3 separate regions of the Mus musculus genome follow, and all the other regions are linked to region 2. A link is a contact called in ENCODE Hi-C or POLR2A ChIA-PET data. All regions are on one chromosome and are shown on one strand. Each heading gives the region's core, a stretch centred on a gene start or an enhancer-like site at or near the end of the contact. The rest is flanking DNA. Distances are from core to core; before and after follow the strand shown. Region 1 holds the start of Pdcd5 (programmed cell death 5). Region 2 holds the start of Cebpg (CCAAT/enhancer binding protein (C/EBP), gamma). Region 3 holds the start of Lsm14a (LSM14A mRNA processing body assembly factor).

Region 1 (3,747 bases), core at 735-3,234, 590 kb after region 2:
GTCTTGCTAAGCTATCCAGGCAGACCTTGAACTTGAGATCCTTCTGTCTCTGCTTCCCAAGCAGGGAGGTTAGAGGCGTGAGCCACCACCGGCTTTATGCGCTCAAAGCATAAAAGAGACCCTAGATGAGGAGTCCTGATTAGAGAGGGAAAACCAAACAACCTGCTTTGAGAATGTGGACTTCCAACGGGTTAACCGTGAAGGTTGCCAAAGAGAGTGGGGAGCAAGGGACTTAGTGCTCAGATCTGAACACACCCCAAACAACGGGAGAGGCAAAAGCAGGGTGTGAAGTAGTCACGTCAAATGCATGCTTGAACTTGAGTGAAAGTGCTCTGCCACGCGCAGGGGTAAAACAGCAGAGTAAGTTAGTGTCCACGGACCGCTCACGGGGAGGCCTTGGGTCTAGAATCCCTATGAGGTTATTTACTGTTGGGCTTAGGCAGAACTTCAAAGTGAGGTCTTACTGGAACTCCGTGGGTATTTACTGAATCAGACTAAAAAGGGAATTACCTTCAAGCAGGCTTAGTAGAAAATCACTAGGTTCTGAGATTCACTAAGAGTCACGGACCAATTCCAACTACTAAATAAAAGCCAAAAGCTCAATCTATGAAACCACTCTTCCAGAAAGTTCTAGTTCCAGCCCTACCTTTGCTTTGCTTCCTGTTGGGCTGCATCACCAGGATCCTGAAAAAAAAATAATTTTTACCTTTTAATGGAGTGGAACTTCAAAAGAAGAGAGAAGAACACATGGGTCAGGGAAAGGTGGGGTGAGGCACATTTGTCACCATAGTTAGCACTTAGGAGACACAAGAATCTCAAGTTACCGGCCAGCCTGGGCTATAAACAGAGACCGTATTCAAAATAAAGTAAAATACCAAATAAATGAAAACAAAAATAAAGGGCTTATTCGATATTCTTTCTGCTATAATAGGTTCCCGAGGTGGAAACTGGACCTCACCAAAAAAAAAAAAAAAAAAAAAAAAAAAAAATCAATAAGTCAGTTTCCATTTGCAATGTTGTGTTCGTTTTATTAAATAAGGGCTGAGGGTGGAACTCAGGGAAGAGAGGGTGTTGTGTATGCTAGGTAAGCACTGTGGCCCAGGCTAACCCCCACTCCCAGCCCCACATTTCCCAAGCGTCTCAAGTCACAATCTAAAAGAATGTTTGAGAACGCACACATTCCTGAAAAGGCCCCGGTATCATGGAGCCCTATTTTTAACCAGTGAGAAGACTGGAAAAAAGAGACCCTGGCTTGGCACGAAAGATGCTGGCTCAAAGGCTCAAATGCTTGCCACTGAGGTCACCCACCACCACTAGCGTTTGTCCCAAGGCAAGTTTACAACCCGCTACTCCCTCCTAGCCGGCACCGCAGGGGCTGAGCACCATCTCTGGAGTCCGCGGTTCGACTCCCGCCCGGGGAGGCGCTGTCAGAGCGGCGTCCTCCGCACCAGAGCTCAGAGGATCCCCCTCTACACAGCGCGGGCTTCCGGTCGGCAAGACCCCCCCCAATCCGAGGACACCCCAATCCCGGCGAGGATCGCCTGAGGCTCGACGGCAGCGAAAACCGAGACTTGGGGGGTGGGGTGGGGGGTGACTCGAAGGCGCGCACACCCCAACCCGCACAAGCCTCACGCGGGACCCTACGGCAGCCGAGGAGGCGGCGGTGACCTCCGGGGACACCCCCATCCCCGTGGGCACACACACGTTGCCATGGGGTACGCGGAAGCCGGGGTCCCACGAGCAAACGCCGAGAGCCTGTGCCTGGGGCGAGGGCGTCACCTCGCCCGCCCGCCCGCTCGCTCACTCACTCCATGCTTGGCCTGCAACTCGGCCAGCCTCTGCTTCCTCAGCGCCTCAAGTTCTTCGTCCGCCATGGCGCGGCTGTCCCACGTCGCGCAGGCGCAGCGGCCGTCGGGGGTCGCGCAGCCGCAGCCGCCCTCCGGTACACTCGGTTGGAATCGCTTCGGCCGGAGACTCGAGCCCGGCGCCTTCGACTGCGCAGACGCGAGTGATGCTCAGGCATCAAAAGTCGAGTGCCGAGTTGGGGCTGCCGGGCCTCGGCCAGGGTGCCTTGCAGAGGACCGATCCTGCGATGGGAAAAGGGGCAGAACCTCTAAGAGGGCGCTTGTGGGTTCCCAGGCTCTGAACTGCGCGTTAACACGCCCCACCCTAATGATTCCTAGGACTGGCAATGGCGCAGTTCTGCAAGGTGTAAACTCCTTAGTCGACGCCCTGTCTGCTTTACCCCAACCCCCAAGGGCCTTTGCTGAGAAGATGCTGTGTGTGTGAGTGTGTGTGTGAACTATGGCAATACACACACACACACACACACACACACACACACCCTGATTTTGGAGTGAGGGTCCCAGTAAGGGATGGAGTGGGTGGAAAAAAAAACTGCTCAATTCTCCAATCCTGTGACTTGCTTATGGTATATGTATTTTAATTTTTCCAAATACATCTAACCATTTTCATTATATATATATATGGAGGTAAGGGATGAGTGAGCCTGAGGAGACAAACATTGGACCCCTGGAGTTGGAGTTCCAAGCAACTGTGAGTCACCTGATATTGGGTTGAGAATCGAATTCTGGTGCTCTGGAAGACTAATACACACTTTTAACCACTGAGCCATCCCTCTAGCCCATATACCTACATCCACCCTGTTGAGCAATGGCTACTCTCTATAAATTTTTCATCATTACAAACTGGCACCCACTCACTAAATAGAAATTATTTATTATCCCTGGTTCCCATTACAAAACAATGTTCTGTCTGTATAAAATTGCCTATTCAAGCACTATTTATTTATGGCTGGCATATTTGACCAATCATATACCACCTTCAAGTTTTTTATCCATGTTGTACCATGAGACAGAACTTCATTCTTGATTGGATTTGGTGGGTGTGTGCCTTTAAAGTCGGCCAATCCAGGGGCGTCTGAGGCAGGAGGATCTGGAATTGAAGACCAGCTTGCCATTACATAGTGAGACTTTGGCTCCAACCAAACAAGCTCTCCCCTCCCCCATTTCATTATTTCCTGGCTGAACATATTTACTGTACAAAGCACATTAGATGTATTCATCAGTTTAACCTTGTTCACTTTTTGCTTAGTGTGAGTAAAGCCACTATCAATGCATGTGTTCAAATGCCTGCCTGCAATCCTGCCTTCAGTTATTTTAAATATGTATCTATGGATGGAATTGCTGTGTTAGGGACTGTGGTGGTTTGAAAGAAAATGGCCCCCAGAGGCTCTTAGGGAGTGGCACAGTTAGGAGGTGTGCCTTGTCGTAGGTGTGTCTCGGTTGGAAGGAAGTGTTTTTCTGGGACTCTGAGGTTTCAAGTGTGCTCACGCCATAGTGTTACTTTCCCTGCTGCTCGCCTATTGATGCAGAACTCTCAGCGACCTCTCCTGTACCATGCCTGTCTGCACTACACCATGCTCCCTGCCACGATGATGATGGACTAAACTTCAGAACCTATAAGCCAGCCCCAATCAAATGCCTTCCTTTATAAGAGATGCCGTGATCATGGGGTCTCTTCACAGCAATAGAAATCCTAAACCAGACAGTTGCTTTTCTACTACTGTGATACAATACCATGACCAAGGCCATTAATAAAAGAAAGCTTTTAATTTGGAGCTCACAGTTCCAGAGAATTAGAGTCCGTGACCATCATGGTGGGGAGTATGGTAATGAGCAGGCAGGCATGACAGTGCAACAGCAGCTAAGATCTCACGTCTTGAGA
Region 2 (3,884 bases), core at 589-3,088:
CCCTCTTTAATGGCAGGGCAGGGCAACGGAATAGGGAAAGGACCAACAAACTTGCTAGTGTAAGAACCTATGTACCCACCCCTCTGAGGAAAACCTAAAATCGCTCCAGGACTCATTACTGTGACTGAGGCAACTTTTGACCAGGTCCTGTGTCTCCCACGATCTCTAGAGGGACTGTTCCCAGGGACTTTCCCAGGGTGTATTTAATTCACTAGGGATGAAAGCACCTCTCCAAGATCACAGTGCTGGGACGACAATCATGACAGGTTGTGAGAATTTAAAGGATATTGGGGAGAGGGGAGGGAGGAGGTCTGTTCCCACCTATTTGTTTCTGATAGGTCATAAAAATAACTGAGTCAGTCAAGCATGTCCATCAGACTCAGGAAACAGGCTCAAGCTTTTTTTCAGCTCAGTAGCATCCTGTCATTATTTACAGTTTTTCAGGAACAGGGAAATGACCACAGGGATAGCTAGCTTATCATTACTACTACTCAAGTGGCCATAGATGAACAGACCTTAGAGCGCTTTGAAGGCTAGAAATGTGGCTCAGAGGTAGAGGGGCTTGCCTACCATACTCTGAATTCTTCTATGTACAATTTCTCAATAGAGAAAGACCTTATGGTGCTTTGTTTCAAATTCCCTCTGTGAGACAGGTCTGCACTCAATGATAATATATTCAAATAAGGATTCAAGTGGGTGGAAACTCAAGAGACACAACACCCAGCTGTTGTGCAACCCACAAAGGTTAAAACCTTTCTAAATTTGATACATCTTATGATGCAGTTTACAAAGAAACAAACAAAAAAGCAAGAAGGAGCAGAGCAAAACAAAGCATGCCAACCTTCTTAAGACCAGAAATACACAAGCCCACTTGGAAAGAGAAACAATTCTCACACCCGCATGCCCAACTTCCCCACCTGGATACCTCCGCTGGCTCTTTTCCCGAGCTCCCTCCAGGCGAGCTAAGGAAAGGCTTCATGGCTTGACCTTCTGCGTCTGGTGCGCGATCATCTAGGATGTCCTCCCCCTCCCAGTGAACTGCAGGACACACGACCGCGTCCAAAAAAACAAACGAAATCTCCCTCTTGCAACGTTACGTGTGTAAAAACTCGAGTGCCTTCCCTAGATGACCACTAGGTTATTAACTCCAAATAGGACCCGGGCCATCCCCCCCAGACCGAGCCGTTTGGGAAGCCGACAGGAAGAGAGTCCTAGGTGGCTCCAAAGTAAGATTCGGTCCACCTTCTATTCTAGGAACACCCTCCATCCCTAGGGGCCAATGCGCGCCAGGCTTGTCACGCTGCACGTCGCCGAGGGGCAGGTTCTGGAGGGACCACCTGGTACTCCATCCCTTCCCCGACTGTGGTGAGGGGGCGCCCGGGGGAGCGCGGGGGTCGGCGCCAAGCGCGGCGGCGCTGGGCCGTGGCCAGGGATGAGCTCAGCCCCGCCGGGTGTTGCCCGCAGGTTGCATCAGACGCCGCTCCGGGCCCCCGCCCGCGCCGCCAAGCCGCCAGGAGCCTTCCGGGCCAACCTGCCGAATCGGGCAGGGCCGGGTCTCCTCCGGCCGGGTCGGCGCCTACGCGAGCGGCGGGCTCGGCCGCGGCCTCCTCCCCCAACCCCTCCGAGCTACAACCCGCGGCCTCCTTACCTGCGCCTCCGGCCGGCCCGCCCGCCCCCAGACGGCCTCCACTCCGAGCGGCCCCGCGCGGCGCGGCCCGACCCGACCCGACCCAGGCCTCGCAGCCCGCGAGTCGGCGAGGAGGAGCGACGGTTACGAAACCGGCAACCTCCGCCCGTTCCGCCACCGCGGCCACCGGTTTTCCCCGCCTCTTCGGGTCCGCGCGCTGCCGCCGCCGCCGTGACCAATAGAAGCGCTGCTTGGAGAACGACGCGCTCGCCTCTAGAGATGGGCAGCTCCACCAGCCAATCACAGGCCGTGTGCCGGCGAGAGGCGGGCGCGCGGCGGAACGGGCGTGGTGGGCGTGGCAGCACCGGCGCTGGCTGGAGGCGCGCTCGGTGGTTTCCCCCTTAGGCTGTCGGTGGTGGCAGGCGGTGGCCCTGAGCCTTGGGAGTGACCCATGGCAAGCAAAGTTCTATCAGAGTTACGAGGGCCTCACCTGCCTTAGGGAAAAGACATTTCCTCAGGTGGATTTTTGAGTTAGGGTGGGTTTTTTGTTTGTTTAGGCCTCACGGCCCTGAGGCATCTGCACATTTATTTTGATAAAAGCACGTTAAGGAAAAACTGTCCAGTGCTAGGGTTAGCACTTGTCAGACGCTTGACAACAGCAGACTGTGGCTGCCGAACAAATCACGATTTCCAAAGTGTGCTCACCTCCGGAGAGCAGATGATGGATATGAGGTGCTCTCTTAAAAGTGACAAGTGGTCCAGCCTGGGTCTCCCGGGAACAGTTCACAAGAGAATCAAAAAGCGGGTTTTTTTGTTGTTTTGTTTTGTTTTGTGTTGCTTTTTGTTTTTGTGTTTTGAAAAACAGGAAGCAGCGCTGGGTGGAAGGCAGAGCCTGCCCGAAAGGTTTGATTGCTTCCTCTTTAGCAATGCTTATCATTCAAAACTCTCTGGCTTTCAGAAGGGAAATGTTTCTTCATCGCCAAGGCCAGGAGAGCAGCTCTCCACATAAGACTTCGAGGAATCCCTGAGAGATGAAAATACCTGAAAAAAAAAAAGTCAACCACAGAGAATGACCCCTGATAACCCCATGCACACTTGGGGAGCTAATGTCTCAAAACCAGTCAGTATGTTTCTTTAGGTTTGGATCGCTGTGTTAAGAGCCATTTTTTTCCCAAGACTTAGCACTATGAAAGGTGAACCGTGCTTTGTTTCTCACAAAGACCACGATTTTACCCCTAATGTTTTCTAGTCATATAAAAACTATCGAAAATAAAAACATCCTTGCATGTCATATGTATATTGAGTTAGCCTCTTTTTTGCCAGCCGCTCTGCCAGCTGCATTCTGTGTTGTGTCTAGGCAAGCCTTCCACAGCCAGCAGTCAATGCCCAGGAGTCTTGAGATTTCCTCTTTAGCTGATATCCTGTAATTCTTTTCCTGATTACAAGAACGGTATGTGCTAAAGTGTGGACTAAGAGTCAGCAATGGAAGAAGACAAACACACTGTCCCTGCCCACAGGGAGCTTACTCTGAGAACTACAGAGACATGATTCAAGCCCCATTTTCATAGACACTTAAGGAAAGAAGTCCAAGATGCTAGGAGATATTGTAAGAAGGGGACCAGACCTGATCTAATGTGTCAGAGAAGGCTTAAAAGATGAGGCGGGTTTGGCTTTGCTTAGAGGCCCTGTGATGGCCGGAACATAAGGCTGAGGCAAGGTAAAGTAGGGCTGACCAAGAGAGACCAACAGTGATTTTGATGGAGGGTAGGGCATTGAACCCAGGGTGTGCACACATACAGGGTAACACTCCTCTACCACTAAGCCAAAACTCAGCCCAGGAGAACCTTTTCTCACTGTCAGCAATAGGAAACACTCAACATAAGGACATAAGAACCCTGGGAACACTCTGCCTCCAGGTTGAAGAAATCTAGTTTGTTTGTTTTTTGTTAAGTCACAAAGACTTATGCCATCTCAGTAAAGGGAAATGTCCTGTGTATATCTGTGCCCTGCTAATGTCCAAATATATTCTAGAAACCCAAAGAAGTTGTAAACCAGCAGTATATTAAAATCTCCTTCAAAGGACTTGAGAAGTAGGAGATCCTGTTAGCTGAATAATCTAGCCACTTAACTACTGTGACTAACCACATGTATTGCCAAAGTGCTATGGTCCAGGGTCAGAATGTTCCCAGCTTCCAATCCTTACAGCAGTGGTTCTCAACCTTGCTGTGACCCTTTAACAGTTCCTCCTGGTGTGGCA
Region 3 (3,813 bases), core at 743-3,242, 670 kb before region 2:
TATAGTGAACATCTACAAAGATGAAAGCAGGTTCTTTAAGAGGCAATGTGTTACAAAACTCCATAAGGCAAAGAGAAAGTTATGGGGTAGTTCCTGGAGTCTCAGTTTTGGCCTTCTTTGAGAGGGTTTCATGTGTACCAGGCAGATCTTGAATGCCTGACCTCCTGCTTCGACCTCCCTGGTGGAATCACAGGCATGCACCACCCACACTCGGTTTTTCTCACTGGGGAGCCAACCGGGTTTTATGCATTTAAGCATCGACTGAGATGACCTAGCTGTATTGCTTTAGCAGCCCTGATTTTGCATATCGGGGACTACAGGGGAGTGTCACAGCACCAAGCCTCATACTGCTCTTTAAAAAGCAGACTCCTTGACTTTTCAGTGTTTGATTCAAGGATTTTTTTTTTTAAGTAAATTGCCAAAAGTTATGTAAGTATCACAATGCAACTGTGGAAAACATCACCCTACTCTTTTATAGTGTCCCTTTTTTAAGCTTTGTTTTTGTGGTTCTGGGGAGGGAACCCAGATCTCCCACTTGCTAGAGAAGAGCTGTCAATCAAGCCACACCCCTACCCCCTATTAGGTATAATTCAAGAAACTGAAACTGTTAAAAGAAGCATCTATAAAAAATGCTTTTAGATTTAGAATCTTGCTATCCCTAGGACCTTTTTTCCTAGCATACTTAGTTCTTAACAATTCTACTAGGTGTGGTAGGAAAATAGACCTCCCTGGTATCAGAAACTGTTATAAGACTTCCCCTAGGATCAGAAACTCAAGTTTATTTTCTTTGTGCCTTCCTGTCACTAGCACGCGTGAACGGAAACAAAACCCACAAATTGACTGTATCGACTGTACAGACTATGGGGTTGGGGTAAGTAGGGGGGGATCCCCTTCCACACAACTTCCTCTCCCCAAGTACAGCGGAGTCGGTCAGCGCCCCGATAGTACTCGCTCTGAAGTGTGTACAAGAGTCCCGGATCATCAAAACTTAAACTTTCCTTTCTACCAGGGTTCCAGAAAATTGGCCCATGGGGACAGCAAGCAAGCATTTTAACGCGCACCCTTCGGTTGCATAAGAATTCCGGCATAACAGGTAACAATCACAGAGGAGACAAACGGGATGCGATCGACTGGACGGTACGAAACGGCCTTTCGAGATCACAAGTCTGCGGCGCAAACCCAAAGTTTGGAGCACACTCCTTAGGAGTTCACTCGACAACCGTCGCCACCGACCCAGACGAAGAACGCTGAGAAAATGGGTGCCCGAGGAATCAACACATCCGCATTCATCTCGAGGTAGGCGTCAAGATTCTTCGACTCCTCCGGCTTTGTTCGGCGCTTCCGAAGAAGGAACGACCGAATTTCGGTCTTGGAAGCCGCGAACCTGGGTGTGTTCTCCGGCTGGTTCCCGGGACTTTAGCATCGCCCCGCCCCGGGCGCCGCGCACTCGTTCCCCGGATGGAAGGCGCGGAGCTTCGGGGGAAAGGAAGCAGCCCGGGGAGCCCGGGGAGGCCGCAGCCCGGCCCTTGTCGCTTGGGGGCCGGGAGGGAGCGAGGCCCGTGAGGACCGCAGAGGGAGAAGAGCGCGAGGGCGGCGGGGCGCTCTACCCGCGCCCCCCAAAACCCCGAGGCCCGCCCCGCCGTACCTTTGGCGAGGGCTACCGTGGAGTTCTCGGTGTCGATGGTGTAGAGGATGCCCTCGTAGCGGATCTCCGCCTTGGAGATGAGGCTGATCTTGCTGCCGATGTAAGGGGTGCCCCCGCTCATGGCGCCGCCGCCGTCGCCCGCCGCTCGCACTCAGTCAGATCCCGCGCTGCGCCCGCCGCTCCGCCCGCCCGCCCGCTCGCTCGCTCCCTCCGTCGGCGCCTCACAGCAGCCGCCTCAGAACCAACATGGCGGCCGCGCCGGCTCCGCTTACCCTCCCCCAGCCTCCCGCCCTCAAACCGCGGCGCGGCGGCGGCGGCGGCGGCAGCAGCGGCGGCGGCGCAGGGCATGCCGGGAGGGCGAGGCGGCGTGCTTTCTCGCGAGACTCGCCGAGCTCACGGACGGTCCCGGGCTCTTTCCGCGGCGGCCCAGAGCGCTTGGCTTGCGCTCCCGACGTGGAAGGTTTTCACGGCACCTAGATGTCGCGGGAAGACTAGACGAGGGCCCATCCCGCCTGGTGATGCTGACTGCGGCCTCTGCCATTTCTAGGCGGGCTGCACTTTGGTACGAGCCCAGAGTCTTTGTAAGCGGTCGCCTCCCAGCTCCGGAGCCGCTCTCCGCGGGCCACGGAACTCTCACTGTAAACGCCAGAGCAGCCATCTTCGCCTGAGGAGTCTCACACTCCAAGGGCTGCCGCTCCGGGAGGCTCTGGGACTCTGTCCCCCAAACTGAGTCCAACCCTTTTTATGCGGCTTGATCCGTGTCCTAGCTTTCAAGATGTTCCCGGTCACTAACTATGCAAGAAACACCAGTCCAAGTGTTTCTCTGCCGCTTTGATCACTTAATGTCAGCTCCACTTTCTTAATAACGATCATCTCTCCGATCGGATACCAAATTGGCATCTTAAAACTTTGCATCCAGAGATGTAACTCTTCGGTTTTACTCCAAACTCGTCCCTCTAGCTTGTTCTCGGAGGTAACTATGAACCGGGAACGTTTGCTTAGTAGCTAAGACCCCAGTCCTGGATTGTCTTACACCTCCACACCTGTCCTAACTATAAATCTTGTCTGTTCAGGCTGGACCGTCTCCATCCGTACAGCTCTATATAACGCCTCAGTTACCCTGGCCAGAGTTGTTGGCAGTAGCTCCCGAAGAATTCTATTTCTCTTACCCCTACTAGGTTTTTCTTAACACAGCAGTCAGGGGGAATCATGTTCAAGTAGCAAGAGATTTTGGACTTTTGTTCAACTCAAGATAACATCCGTCTACTCAGTGCGCTCCACAGGTTACATTTTACACAAGGTGAAAACCAGACTTCCTAGTTTGGCTTATGAGGGCATGGATGATTTAATTTGTTGTTACACAGCTCCATACTGTTCCAAGCATCCCTTCTTCTCACAGCTTCCACAGTTCATTATACTCTGCTCAAAGCTGCCCTAAGAGGTGATGTATTTACAAAACTACAGTAGATCTCGCTTTACACCCCTCTTCTTGCCTTGCTCCCTCCCTACCCCCCATCGCATTTGTCTATTTAGTCATAAGTGTTTGTCTCCCTTCTTGGCTAGAATGCAAATATTTTGAGGAAGGGTTTCTGGTTTTAGACACTGTTTGCATCATCCTTGGGGCCAAGTGTAGCAACCGGCCCAGGACAGCTGCTCGGTAGACATTTGCTGCAAGAGTGAACAACTGGGATAAGAGCCGAACACAGGCAGCAAGTAGGATGTCTGGTGCGCTGAGCCAATGCATGGTGATTATCTGCGTGTTCCGGGAAAGCAGGAGAGAAGATTGATGAGCTGAGCTGTGACTGGTGCCCAGTGGCTTCAAGGGGGTCCCTGCTTCAGCATACAGTCATTATTTGGTGTGCAAATCTGCGTTTGGAGTCTTCCCTTTGTAGGTCTCAGACCAATGTTGCCTTCTCTTCCATAGTGAACACATTCTTTCCCTTGTCAGTTTCTATAAACTGATGATACCTAACTCTCAAATTTACATCTCTCACATCTCCTGGCTTCACACATACCAACCACATCACTGCCATCTCTGTTGGGTTTATTCCATGGTGTTAGCTGGTGATGGAACTAGCTGTACTCCATGTCCCAATTACATAGTACATTTAATTGCCAATTTGATAATTTCTCCGTTACTGTATCTATTCTCCTCTCTCCCCATCACC

Evidence for each region. A loop is a pair of places that touch in the nucleus more often than their neighbours do. ChIA-PET counts read pairs that join two places held with the same protein, here RNA polymerase II (POLR2A).
Region 1: a map of v-Abl transformed pro-B cells shows a loop between it and region 2 (3-fold over the local background). The contact joins the promoter of Pdcd5 here to the promoter of Cebpg in region 2. A Hi-C loop is called at or near these places in 1 of 37 maps with a recorded cell type or tissue (v-Abl transformed pro-B cells). POLR2A ChIA-PET finds 5 or more read pairs at or near these places in 1 of 5 experiments (embryonic stem cell).
Region 3: a map of v-Abl transformed pro-B cells shows a loop between it and region 2 (4-fold over the local background). The contact joins the promoter of Lsm14a here to the promoter of Cebpg in region 2. A Hi-C loop is called at or near these places in 3 of 37 maps with a recorded cell type or tissue (T-helper 2 cell, regulatory T cell and v-Abl transformed pro-B cells).

Annotation. Positions count from the first base shown.
Region 1 is chr7:35,645,498-35,649,244 of GRCm38, forward strand. It overlaps Pdcd5 (programmed cell death 5), which reads right to left and starts at 1,985. Exons shown (of 6, transcript NM_019746.4): 1 at 1,809-1,985; 2 at 647-684. The coding sequence starts at 1,874.
Region 2 is chr7:35,054,728-35,058,611 of GRCm38, forward strand. It overlaps Cebpg (CCAAT/enhancer binding protein (C/EBP), gamma), which reads right to left and starts at 1,839. Exons shown (of 2, transcript NM_009884.3): 1 at 1,649-1,839. It overlaps Gm45095, which reads left to right and starts at 756. Exons shown (of 2, transcript XM_030243153.1): 1 at 756-1,365; 2 at 1,465-2,918. The coding sequence starts at 1,280. The coding sequence ends at 2,032.
Region 3 is chr7:34,387,713-34,391,525 of GRCm38, forward strand. It overlaps Lsm14a (LSM14A mRNA processing body assembly factor), which reads right to left and starts at 1,993. Exons shown (of 11, transcript NM_025948.3): 1 at 1,646-1,993. The coding sequence starts at 1,766. Gm12764 (predicted gene 12764) reads left to right here and starts at 901. Exons shown (of 2, transcript NR_169160.1): 1 at 901-1,296.